2 separate regions of the Homo sapiens genome follow, and region 1 is linked to region 2. Evidence: chromatin contacts called from ENCODE Hi-C or POLR2A ChIA-PET data. All regions are on one chromosome and are shown on one strand. Each heading gives the region's core, a stretch centred on a gene start or an enhancer-like site at or near the end of the contact. The rest is flanking DNA. Distances are from core to core; before and after follow the strand shown. Region 1 holds the start of FLJ20712 (a long non-coding RNA gene). Region 2 holds the start of KBTBD2 (kelch repeat and BTB domain containing 2).

Region 1 (6,628 bases), core at 1,053-3,552, 830 kb after region 2:
GGGCATCTGTGGCTCAGTTTTCAGGCTATGGAGGAAATATCTGCTGGGCTGCTATTTCCCTGCATAAGTTCTCATTGCGGGAGGGAGCAGAAGGTAATTTCAGAAAGAGCTTGTGCTGATCTTTCGAACTGTTTCTCCCAAATTCTGGAGTATCCAAAGAAAGCAGGGTTATCTGCCAGAATGTATCAGAAAGATAGCAGGCATGTGAATTCTACATTAACTATAGGGCATAAGAAATTTCATGTTTCTTTTATTACTTTAAGCTAAATTTGATATGCCACTGTAGCCATCCTGCCAGGATGGTAGGAAATTCAGTTGCAGACTTTCCTGAAATGCCCCTTCCTCTCAGTTCCTGTGGCCACTCGCCCAGATCGTTTGGATAGAGTCCTCTGGTCTTCGGTCCACAGGGGTGACTACTGATGTGCTCATCTGCTAAGTCCTCATGCTCCTGGGAGGCTGGTGGCTCCACCATTCCTTGGCAGAGCTTTGCCATTGCTACGATTTCTCCCTGAGGCCCTGTCACCTCCCGAGGGTTGCCAGAGAAGGAGAGCCTCCACACCTGGGATCACAGCTCCCTTCCCTTCCAGTCCCGGGGAGACACTAGAATCCTTTGAAGGTTCCCTTTTCTATCAGGACTGTCTCCTTCTCCACCTTTTGGAGAAGATGAAGGGTAATCTCCCTTGAGAGAGCCTGTGGAGACACAATGATGGCCTCTGTTCTTTAGGAATGGGGAAAAGATAAGTTATCTAGGTTAACTGGGATTAACTAATTCTGTTACTGAGCTGGGTGACAAGATGGGATTGGGGAATTTGTTTGGGGACTCAGTGAGGACATGCAGGAGACAGATTCAAAGAATCACATGTGAAATGGACAGGGCTCTGATCCCTCTAAAATATCTGTTGCTTTCCTTCTTCCACTTCGACCCCTATCCCCCATAATTCTTCTGTCTTTTTTTGGAGACAGAATCTTGTTCTGTCACCAGCCTGGAGTGCAGTGGAGCGATCTTGGCTCACTGCAACCTCTGTCTCCTGGGTTCAAGAGATTCTCCTGCCTCAGCCTCCCGAATAGCTGGGACTACAGGTGTGTGCCACCACGCCCAGCTAATTTTTGTATTTTTAGTAGAGACGGGGTTTCACCAGGTTGGCCAGGATGGTCTCGATCTGTGGACCTCGTGATCTGCCTGCCTCAGCCTCCCAAAGTGCTGGGATTACAGGCGTGAGCCACTGCTCCCAGCCAATTCTTCTATCTTTAAAAGGTAACCCAGGTTGGGAGGGAAGGCTGGGAGCACAGCAGAAGACAGAACTGCTTTGTTGAGCCCCAGAACCGGCAGCGGATACTCCCTGCCAATCACATGGCACTCACCTCTTTGTGTAAATTTAGAAGGTGCTTGCCCAGGAACAATCTGGCTTGACTGTCACAGCCATCCTGCAAGGTAAGTGGGGCAGTCGTTAACCCCATTTTCCAGATAAGGAAGCTGAGGCTCACATTGATTAAAAGACTTGCCCAAAGTAACCAAGCTGTTGAGGGGCAAAGCAGCAGGACATAGCATCCAGGTCTCTTGACTTTTGCTTCAAGAGCCCACAGCCACACTCGGTGCTTAGATGAGGCTTTGGCTTATCAGTGATTTGTGATGTTTGCCTTTTGCCAAAGAGGGGGATGGCTGAAGAGCTAGTGCCCTGACATTCTGGACTCTTGCCAGTAGATTTTGTCTGACTCTTGCTCTGATGCTATTCTTTGTTATTTTCAGGAAGGGGAGCTAGATGTAGAATACATTTCTTTTTCTTGGTAACGTGAACAGCAAGAAGCAAGTAGAGTACATTTCTTATGAGAGAATATGCTCGGGACTTTGATTCATATCTGGTGGGTCCCAAAAGACCAGGGTACTGCAGATTTAAGACCATGTTGCAAATTCGGCATGCATTCAATAGGACTACCTTAGTGAGGGGAGTAATTTTATAAAATTATCAATTCAGTCTCAAAGAATAATAGCAGGAAATGTATTTCTGACTATTTAGAAGTGACTCATTGTGGGACTGTTTGAAAACTATATTATTTTTATCAGTAAATAGAATTGCCTATAGTCAATGTTATCTCTTCACATCCAGGGATTCTAAGATCCGGTTACCCATTTCCCTCAAAACAGCAGATAGCAAAGCCAGGGAAATGAAAACCCACCAAACCTTCTGCAAGGCTGACACCACCCCTAAACCCCACTGCAAACTGATAACACCACACCCTCCTCTGCAAAATAACAGAGGGGCAGATAAGATGAAAATTTTCATTCCAATTAGCAATCATTTCCAGTCAGTGAAACGGCAGAATCAGAAGAGGTTCCACAACCAGAAAATCTTGGCTGGAATTTCACCATCAGGAATAAAACAGAAAAACTAAAAGAGTGCCCCAGATAGCCTTTCTTAGGGGCCTGTGTCAGGTAAGTGCTTTTGAATATTTAAAACAAAGGATGGCTAAGAGTTCTGCAGTCATTTTCCAGTTAAATATCAGATGGTATAAAATATTTTTATAGAAAGTACAGGCCAGGTGCGATGGCTCACACCTGTAATCCCCACACTTTGGGAGACCGAGGTGGGCAGATCACTTGAGGCCAGGTGTTCAAGACCAGTCTGGCTAACATGGCGAAACCCCGTCTCTACTGAAAATACAAAAATTAGCCTGGCGTGGTGATGCACACCAATAATCCCAGCTAGGTCAGGAGGCTGAGGCATGAGAATCGCTTGAACCCGGGAGGTGGAGGTTGCAGTGAGATGAGATCGAACCACTGCACCTCCAGCCTGGGCGACATAGTGACACTGTATCTCAAAAAGAAAAAGAATTCATAATCCACTTTTCATTAGCTGGTATTTGGCCTTACCAAGGTGAAGCATGAAAATGAAATTCTATCTGTATCAGCCAGATTTTCTCAGACACATGTATTCACTGCATGACGGACCCTGGTTTCCAAATTGTTAAGCATACCAGACTCTAGTGAATGCCCTTCCGAAAGGGCCATCATGCAGCAGGCCTTCCCATCGGAGAGCCATGGTCCCAGCCAAGGCAGCTTTCAGGGGTTGCTCCACCACTCTAGGGAGGCGGCCCAGATCTGTCTCTCCCAAACAGTGTCTGGGTTTGACACTTCCTGAGAAAGCAGAGATTGTTCCCTTTGTATGCCATGGCTCTGGAATGCAGCTCTTCCTGTAAGGAAGACAATGGTCTTTATGGGAAGGCTAGGACTTGAAGGAGGTAAGATTTGAACGGCAGAGCTGGGTGCTAGCTTTCCTGCTGAGGGAAATGGTGGGCACAGAACCCCCGCGGTGGGCAAGCTGGGGTGTGGGTGTGCCTGTGGGCTGGCAGGTGACTCTGCCCGGAGCATCGCAGGGGTGGGGAAGAGATCAAGGAGGTAAGAAAGGTAGTCTAGGGGGAGGGGCCCAGAGTTTTGAACACCAGACTTAGGAATCTGGGACATACGTACTGGCCTTTGCCATTCAAAGTGTGGTCCTGGGACCAACAGCATCCTTGGACTTGAAAGCTTGTTAGACACGCAGAAGCCCGGGCTCACCCCAGGCCTGCTGAATCACAACCTGCATTTTAACAAGACCCCCAGGAAATTTCTATCCTCCTTCAAGCACTGCTCTAGGCTAAGAGGAAGCAAGAACAATTTTTAGAGCTGGGGATAAAGTGATGGGAGGAGTGTTTGGGAATGAGGCCACTAGAGTGCTTAGAGAACACTCACTTGGGAGCCCCACAACAATGCAGGCGTGAGTGAAGGAGGGGGGTGGGGGGCTGCGAGGGAGACAGGTTTTCCCCACAAGCCACAAGGCCCGAGGCACGCCTCCTGCCCTGCCTCCACCTCAGGTCGCAGGAATCTTGTTGGTGATCCATCCAGATGTTGTGTGTTCTGGAAGTGGACATCGCGGCTCTGTGTTTTTGAAGTCAGATCTCATTGCTGTGGTTTCTATGCCTGACCCCCCGAAGTTCTTGCTCCTGTTGCCACAGGGAGCCGGGAGAGCACAGAGCGCTGCTCCCGGTGCCCTGCAGCCACACAAACATGCTCCTGCTCCTGGCGGAGGCAGAGCTGCTGGGAAAGACATTTCGGAAGTTTCCTGTGGCTGCAACAAATTGTTCAAATCTGCACTGGAGCACCGCTGTGACCTGTCTTTCTCCATCTTAGGGCAAACAGCTCCTGAAACTGGAAACTCCCCAGCACCTCCTCACCCTACCCCTCAGGCTCTCCTTGTGGGGGTGGGGCAGGGGGAGTTGTCTGGAATGCCTGGCCTCTCTGTCCAAGCATGGCAGCCTTGCCCCATGGGTGGTGCAGACTCAGTTTCCCATGCACCTTGCCCCAGGGAGGAGGTAGGGGTTCCTTCCATAGAGATGGTGAAGAATAAGGGAGGTAGTGATCGTCTCTGGGATCCAGTTAGATCTGCGTTTGCAGGCAGAAAGAGGCTGGGGCACATGGAGAGAGTGATCAACTGGAAGATTCTAGGGTCCTCAATTTTGAAAGGTGACATGATACCCTGGAAAGGGCATGAACTTAGTTGTCAGTTCGTCCTTGCCTTTTCCAATCAATGCTGTGTGGCCACGGCAAATTAATGAACATCTCTGAGTTTCGGTCTCCTGTCTAAAATGAGGTGATAATAGCTTCTTGAAGGTTGTAAGGCCCCAAACATGCTGCCTGGCACATAGATGGCTAATCAATATTTTCCTACCCTTCCCTTCCTTCCCTTCTCTGGAGTTGCTACCTGTCTTCTCCTGGGGCCTTGCAAATAAACTTCTGAATTAAATAGTTCCTGCCTGGTAATTTGTATCAACTGAGGGAAGACAAGTCTGGAATATTACTTTTTTTTTTTTTTTTCAGACGGAGTCTCGCTGTCGCCCATTTTGAGATTGAGGGCTACACTTAAAAATAAATGTAACCATTGGCTGAAACCAGACCGCTTTCTGGAAGGGAGTCTTTTGGGGCTTCCTTCAATGAACAGACAGGAGTGTAATTAGTTATTTGATAGCAAATGGGTTCTCTCAGGACATAAATACAATTTAAAGCAGTTTGTTCTAGTGTCTACAGTTTCAACATTGCCCGTTGCATTCATGTTTCTACTCTTAACTTGCCAAGTAAACCCATAGTTTGTTAGTTCCAACACTAATCTCTGATCAGTCCCATTTATTCTAAATTTGTTTTCACATAATGGCTTCCACAACTCAAGGTATTTTCTATTCTTTGCTCTCTGGAGACTGAGAGGTTATCAGTTGTGGAAAGCCTTCCAGGAAGTTTTCCTCTAATGTAGTCCTGGGGAATACAGAAGCCGCCTCGAATGAATGGTCGGACTCACCTTTTCCCAGGACCATAAAAATATATATTTTTGTTTCCTACCCTAAACACAGTGTAACTCACTCCTTGTTTTTCCTGGGAGATTGTGGTAACACGGAGAGGCCTGGGGGGTCTCTGGGATAAAGCAGCTTGTAAAACGACTATGGGGGGATTCCAGATCTGACTTAATCAACATTTCTCAAGATCCGTAGACCAATAAAACTGTTTGCTTTCTTACCACAGTTCCACCGGCTGATTTATTTCTCTTACTTGGCTGAAGCTGTCACTGCTCAAAGCAGTTCATTTGTCAGGTCGAGAGAATTACAATTCACAGGACCTCTTGCTAGTGCTATCTCAGTTTATAAATTTCACGAATCACAATTTATTGCGGTGCACCCCACAGAGTCTCCTATTAATAAATTGTGGCTCATCAGCAAAAGCACGTGTCTATGGCTCCCTTGGATATAGGCTTAGGGTCCTGGAGCGGCCGCACAAGCTGCATGTGGCCAACACACAAACGTAGCTGGGCCGGCTCCCGCAGCCTCTGTCTGAGTCTCCCTCTACTTGCAATGACTCTCTGCGTGGCCTGGTTTCTTGTTTTCACCTCTGCAGGGATGCCATGTAAAGGAGGCCAGACACCACCTGTGTATGTTTGTGTTGTGGTGGGGAGGGCCGGGCCATAGGAAGAACTTAATTCCTTCCAAAATCTACAGATTTTCCTCTAATAGATTTCATCAACCTGTGGGCACAAACAGAATTGCATTAATAATGCAAACCTTTTGTTCACTGACTCTTTTCCTTCCCAGCCACCAGCACTTCAGCTAGAGCTTTCTGGAAGTCCTTGGGGTTTTTCACATGCTCTCGGAAGTGAGGCCAGTAGTGTCTTGCCCAAGTAGTCAGGTCGGCTCCTCCAAGGCATTTTCCATTTCCTTCCTTCCCCCTGTGCTGGCCTCTTCTGCTGGGTGTGTGCAGTTCCCATGGGGCTTGCTATGTCTTCCACTCTCTCTGTCTGCTACTGACACCTAAGTCCCGACTAGGGGCTGCACTTTGTTCCCCCAAATCCATAAGTGAAATCCTAGCCCTCAGTACCTCAGAGTGTGACTGTATTTGCAGAGATGGCCTTTAACATGTAATTAAGTTAAAAGGAGGTTGTTAGGCTGGGCCTTAATCCCATATAACTGATGTTCTTATAAGGAGAGGAAATTTGGGCCCAGACACACACAAAGGGAAAGATCATATGAAGACACAGGGAGAAGACGCTCACCTGCTAGCCAGGGACAGGGGCCTCAGAAGGAACCAACCCTACCTTGGAAGAAGTTGACACCC
Region 2 (6,388 bases), core at 3,198-5,697:
TCTGTTACACAGCATGTTGATGATCGCAGTTAACAATAATATACTGTGTATTTCAAAACTGCTAAAGATTCTAAATGTTCTCACCACAAAAAAAATAAGTACATGAGGTGACAGATGTAAATAGCCTGATTTAATCATTCCTCAATGTGTACATAGATTGAAACATCACATTGTAGCCCACAAATACATACAATTATTTGCCAACTAAAAATAAAATAAATTATATAGTAGGAATGAAGGAATGATAGGTCTCCCTCCAGGAGGGGCAGTGCGGCTATAAATCATTCACCTGTAGGAAGCACATTCAAATTGTACATTACTAACTTAGGGAGTGCTGCATCTCCCAATGCTACAAATGTCAATAGAGAAGATTAAAAATTTTTGTTGGAAAAGATCCAAGGCGTTCTCCATGGAGGTCAACCGTTGAAAAATAATTGAGTACAAACCCAAACTACTTGGGTTAAAGCCCCAGTTCTGCAACTTAATAGCTGTGTGGCCCTTTTTAAGTTATTTATTCTCTATGCCTCAGTTTGCTCATCTATAAAATGTAGTTAAAAGTACAACTCTCTTCTCAATGAATTGTTCTAGGATTACATTTCATACTTGGTTCAGTACCTGACACACAGCACTACACAGATATTCGAAATTATTTTTATTAACCCACCCACTGGTGAAGCTTTTGCAGCACTTTCCCAACTCCTGGATTCCACACCTTCACCAGGTCCGAAGATTCCAATTTCAAGGTCTCAGCACTCCAAATACAGTTCTCTTTTTTCATTCTGTCTAAATGGTATTTTACATAAGAGAAATCCAATGTTTTCAGAGAATATTGGGACTTTTTTGCAAACATTTGACACTTGAAATCTGAATTCAGTGTTCTAAAATATTAAGATAATTTTTCCTTTTTTTTTCCTTTTCTCACATATTTTGATGGTACAAATAATGAAACAAACTAGTGCTTAAAAGACGACCAATCTTGAGGAGGCTGATGTCAGTGTAAAAAACTAAATGAGAGTCCAGAAAGGCACCAGTCATAAAACAAGCCTTTCTTTATTTCAATGAGATAGTTTTCTCCTTAGGAAGGACAAGAGATGGGTGCTAGAAACAGTTTGCTTTCAAGTTATCAAAACAACCACGACAGTTGAGAATGTCTGGAAAAGACCATTTGTTTTTTAGATTGTCAACTGCTACACAAACAGAATTTTCTGGAGTTGTGACAGGCATCAATTAAAAAACAAACCAAAAAAAAACAAAAAAACCAAAAAAACAAACACCTGGCCTTTTGAAGAATCTATCAAGTTTTAAAAATTTCAGCATACTTGCAGTGAGCCGAGATCGCATCACTGCACTCCAGCCTGGGCGACACAGCGAGACTCCGTCCCAAAAAAAAAAAAAAAAAAATTTCAGCATAGCTTCCTCTGCTCTAGTCACATTCAGAGCTTAGGTCTGTTCTCTCTTTCCAACCATACTGATAGATGACATGGCTCCATCAGGTTAATTACGCTCAGCACCCTAAGTAAATTCAGGTCACAAGTACAAGCTGTACTATATTATGATTAACAAGTTATCTCAGTTTTAAAAAATTAAACAAGAACATAAAGGCAATGCCACCTGCGATACAATAATCATATGAGTATACTATGTCCTTTTATTTTGGGTATCACTTTTCCTTTTTCCTCTCACCTCTGCGCAGTGACTTAAGAAAGCTGGGGAAAAGTGGCCAGGCGCAATGGCTCACACCAGTAAATCCCAGCACTTTGGGAGGCCGAGGCGGGCAGATCACCAGGTCAGGAGATCGAGACCATCCTGGCTAACACGGTGAAACCCCATCTCTACTAAAAATACAAAAATTAGCCCAGCGTGGGCTACTCAGGAAGCTGAGGCAGGAGAATGGCGTGAACCCGGGAGGCGGAGCTTGCAGTGAGCCAAGATCGCGCCACCGCACTCCAGCCTGGGCGACACAGCGAGACTCCGTCTCTTAAAAAAAAAAAAAAAATTACTTGAGATCGGCCGTCTGCGGTAGCTCACGCCTGTAATCCCAGCACTTTGGAAGGCCGAGGTGAGGGGATCACGAGGTCAGGAGCTCGAGACCAGCCTGACCAACATGGTGAACCCTCATCTCTACTAAAAATACAAAAATTAGCCAGGCCTGGTGGGGCGCGCCTGTAATCCCAGCTACTCAGGAGGCTGAAGCAGGAGAATCACTTGAACCCTGAAGGCGGAGGTTGCAGTGAGCCGAGATCGTGACACTGCACACCAGCCTGAGTGACAAGAGACTCTGTCTCAAAAAAAAATTACTTGAGATCAACCTGTCATTTCTAATACTGAGTTATTTAAGTATCAGTTGGTCTATTCAAACTCTACAAAACTGAAAAGATTAAGCTAACAAAGGACTTTGAAATTTTCACTCATATTTTATGACACCAGGATCAATCCTTTTTCCTGGCCTTACTTGTCTTAGGAATGTGGGCAAAGAGAAGAGGGGAAGGGGGACTCTTTTCTAAATGTGTAACATTTTTGGAAAAACCAATGTTATCATTTGGCTTTTAAGACTGCATTCAAGTTTCTAGGAATTCACCTTGCACATTCAATGTTCAATGTTTAGGAATGAAAAGCTCAACATTTCTACCAACCAGAAGAAAATCTATGGAGGAGCATGGACATATGTACTGATACCTCTATTCCTTCCCATCTCCTTACATGCCCTGTGAATAACATAAGTTAACATTTTATAATGCTTCTTATGAGAGCAAAAAGGGGAGTAGAGTTACAGCACTCATAAAGTCTTCCTACAAAACTGTGCAAAGAAAACACCACTATGTGGAAACGTGTGGACTACAGAGCATGCTCAACAGAAAGGCCACAGCACTCCCGAGTTACTGACAGAAAACAACCTCTTGAGGATTCCAGGCCCCAACCTAAAAGGGCTTCAATAAGCACTAAGCCAACAGAAGATCAAAGTGAAGAAGTAAGCTTAACATTAGTTATCAGCCAGATGGAAAGAATAGCAAAATTCCACATCATCGAGATTAGAAAACAACCGACTGGCTTTTCAATTTACTTTAGATCAGAAAAAAAAGTCGGGGAAAAAAGTCCTTATCAAAGGTTAACCAAACTAAGTCATTCACAATTACAAGAGATCTAAGACCCATACTACTCAAATTCGGCAAAAATGTACAACTCAGAGGGAAGAGGGGGAAGATCCCTGTTAATTAGTTGCCTCGATAAAAGAAAATATCATTTTGGTCAGTGCACAGCGTTGATAGGGTTTCGTTTCTCAATGCCTAAATGCTGTGAGCCCGACGTACAGATTCAAGTATAAACAACACGTGACCAGTCCTGTTGCCTACGTCTTCATAAGGCTAATTGACACAGAAGATAGTTCACACACACACCCTTTTAAAGTTCATTTTGTATTTTGAATTCTTTTCCTATTTTCACTGGAAGGGGTCACCGTGGTAGCCCGTGGGATGGACGCTCCTCTACCTTTTGAGGCAGGTAGAGTTCTTAGATAGCTAAGCCCAAGGGAAAAAAAGATGTTAACTCAAAATAACCGCCCCACACCAAACTAAGCGATTTTTCTATTCCCCGGTTGTTCAATCCGTAGGGAGAAGGAGGTGGTCGAATTCAAGGAAGTTAAAGATTTCACAAAGTAAACACGTACACAATTTTCCGTTTCAAAGGGCAGTTTCTGCTTTCTTTTTTAAGTCGATATAGACCATAACAGGAGCTCTGTTCGTCTAGACCTCTCTTGGTTAGTTCAGATGTACGCGGGGGGAATACAGAAGGAAGGGGGTGTCCTCCTTCGGCCCACCATGTCGCGAACACGTCGCGAGTCTTTAAGGGAAACAGCTTTACTTCGGTAAGGGCGGGCGCGAGCCGAGGCCAAGGCGCCGCCCGGGAGCCCCGCGGGCGCCGAGGCGCCCGGTGCCGGGGCCGGAAACGCCCAGCTAGCGGCGTACCGGGCCGCCCCTTCCCCGCGGACCTGCCCGGAGCTCCGCCGCCCTGGGGCCGCCGCGGGGTGCGGAGGGCGGCGCCGGCCGCCCGCGCCCCTCCCCCGCCCGCGGCGGAAGCGTCTCGGGTTTGAAAGATGCCGCGGCCGCCGCCTCCCACCCGCCGAGCCACAAAGGGCCGAGCCCCCTCCCGCCACAGCCCTCCTCCCCGGCCCCTCCACAGGTCGCCGCGGGCTCCCAGCCTGCCCGGCGCTACTGTCGCCTGCTCACCCGCGTCCCTCGGTCCGGAGGTGTGGGATCCGCTCCAGCCGGTGGCCCCGTCCACACTGGGCCCCTCCGGCGCGGCGGCGGGGGCGTGGCCCTCCCGCCGCGGCCTCGCCTGGGGTCTCGCCTCCGCCTCCGGCCGAGGAAGGCTGGCGCCGCCGCCTCTTCCTTCCGGTTTCCCCTCGCACCCTCCCTCGCTTGGTCCGTCCAGCGCGGAAAGCAGCGTCCTCTGCGGGCGCCGCCGCACGCTCCTCAGGGCCCGACCACCGCCAGACTCCTCCCCCGGGAGCCGCGCCGCCCGCCCGCCCGCGCCGCCTTGTCAGTCCGGGGCCGCGAGACGCCGGGCCCGCCGCCCCCGCCGCCCCCGCCCCCGCCCCCGCCGCGCGCTCTCGCCCCCGCCCGCGGCCCGGGAACGCGCGCGCAATGGACCGCTGGCCAGCCTGCCGCGCCCGCCCTCGCCACGCCGCCCTCCCGCCTCGCGCGCGCGCGCGCCTGTCGGCACCAGCGGCAGTTTTGCAGTTTCCCGGGTCCTCGCGACCGTCCCCCGCCCCTCCCTTACTCTAGCTGCCCCCGCCCTTTTCCTCTGCCGGATGCCACCGGAAAGCCAAAACAATTGGGGCCGCGCAGGCGCGAAAGAGGAAACGGAAAGAGCAGGAAGGGCGGGGGCGGCGCGAGGTGACGGGAAGCGTAATTGAAGGGGGTTCCCGGGAAAGGTCATGGGAGAGCCCTTGAGGGGCGCGTGCGCGGCAGAGGGGCACTCCGAGTAGCCGCGGCGGCCGAGGCCTTGGGCCTAGACGGGCGGATGGAGAGGCCCGACAAGTTCATTGCTAGGAAATCTAGAGAGCAAAACACCAATTGTTATGCTGAAGGAGGTGTTTTATCCCTTGGAATTTCCCCTGAAATACAGATTTTTGCAGGCTGGCTCGGAAAGTGGGAATGAGTAGGACTAAACAATACCAGACCGGGGGCAGGAGAAAGTTGAGGAGGCGTTGGGCGGGTCGCTTTGTTGCCGCAGCACCTCTTCTCCAAACCATGCCCTCCTCTCTCCAGAGCCGCTTCGGCTTTTCCCAAGGCCAAGGAAGAAGTCAGAGCAGCACCCAAAAGGGCCCGCAGTTGGGGGAGGTTAGGGGAAAAGGGAGAGAGAGACATCTGGGTGCGGACGGCAGCTCCAGCGTCTGAAGCCTTCCGTTGTGTGCTGCAATGCGGCGGCTGCACGCCCCCAACCCCCCGAGTTCCAAAAGAGCGCCTTCAGCGTTGCTTCGCAAAGCGAAGCGTTTGTAGCAGCAGCTAATGGCTGTGGCCCGTACTGTTTTAGTTAACTTGGCACAGCTTGCTGGCAGGCAGGCTGTAAATTTGCTAGGAGCTATTCGTGGATCAAAAAATTGTCAGAAATGCCCACACAGACTCCACCTACCTTCCTAACTTACAGTCTTGGCACAAGCCCAATCTAGAGAATATAGATGACTAATTATAATCTGAAAGGCCATACAGTACATTACTGAAGGGAGCCTCTTCCTGTAAACTAGGCTAGATCAACTGAATGCACACCAAGATGCGTGTTATCAGGAACTACTGATAAAGGATTGTTTTACTGTAGAATCTGGAAACTACATTCAACAAATCTTCATTGAGTTTCCAGCATGCTACCACTGTACTTAGTCTAATTAAGTAGTTAAGTGGTATGATATCAAACAAGCTATACAAAAGATTAAAGTCATTTAACACACACTTGAGCACCTACTTTGTGCCAGATTGGGTATGAGAGATGCGGTCTAAACATGCAGACAACAACAACAAATGATACCTGCGGCAAGGAGTTCGTGATTCATCCTGTGGGCAACAAAAAGCCACTTAAGATTTTTAAGCAGGAGAATATCTTGATAAGATTTTAGAGAAAAAATTCTAAAGCATGATAGATAGCAGACTGGAAGCAGGGATACTAGTTAGGACGCTGTTAATGCAGTCCAGACATGAGTTGGAGAGAAAGTCCAAACTAACAGTGTCAGTGAGAATGGAGAAGCAGAGATACATTTGAAAACTAGCCAGCTATGATAAATAAGACTTGATTACCTAGAGGATGAGGGGAAATAAGAAATCAAGGATAACTGAGTTTTTTAGTTAGGGTGATTAGATGGTGTTATCAGTGACTATAAGAGGAGTAATGAATTGTG

Evidence for each region. A loop is a pair of places that touch in the nucleus more often than their neighbours do. ChIA-PET counts read pairs that join two places held with the same protein, here RNA polymerase II (POLR2A).
Region 1: a loop to region 2 is called in a map of endothelial cell of umbilical vein, with 7 times the contacts of the local background. The contact joins the promoter of FLJ20712 here to the promoter of KBTBD2 in region 2. A Hi-C loop is called at or near these places in 1 of 168 maps with a recorded cell type or tissue (endothelial cell of umbilical vein). POLR2A ChIA-PET finds 5 or more read pairs at or near these places in 1 of 52 experiments (Caco-2).

What each region holds. Positions count from the first base shown.
Region 1 is chr7:33,723,679-33,730,306 of GRCh38, forward strand. FLJ20712 (a long non-coding RNA gene) reads left to right here and starts at 2,303. Exons shown (of 2, transcript NR_165282.1): 1 at 2,303-2,431; 2 at 3,850-4,926.
Region 2 is chr7:32,887,313-32,893,700 of GRCh38, forward strand. It overlaps KBTBD2 (kelch repeat and BTB domain containing 2), which reads right to left and starts at 4,448. Exons shown (of 4, transcript NM_015483.3): 1 at 4,224-4,448. RefSeq lists enhancers at 1,448-1,973, 4,529-5,232, 4,938-4,997 and a silencer at 3,808-4,757.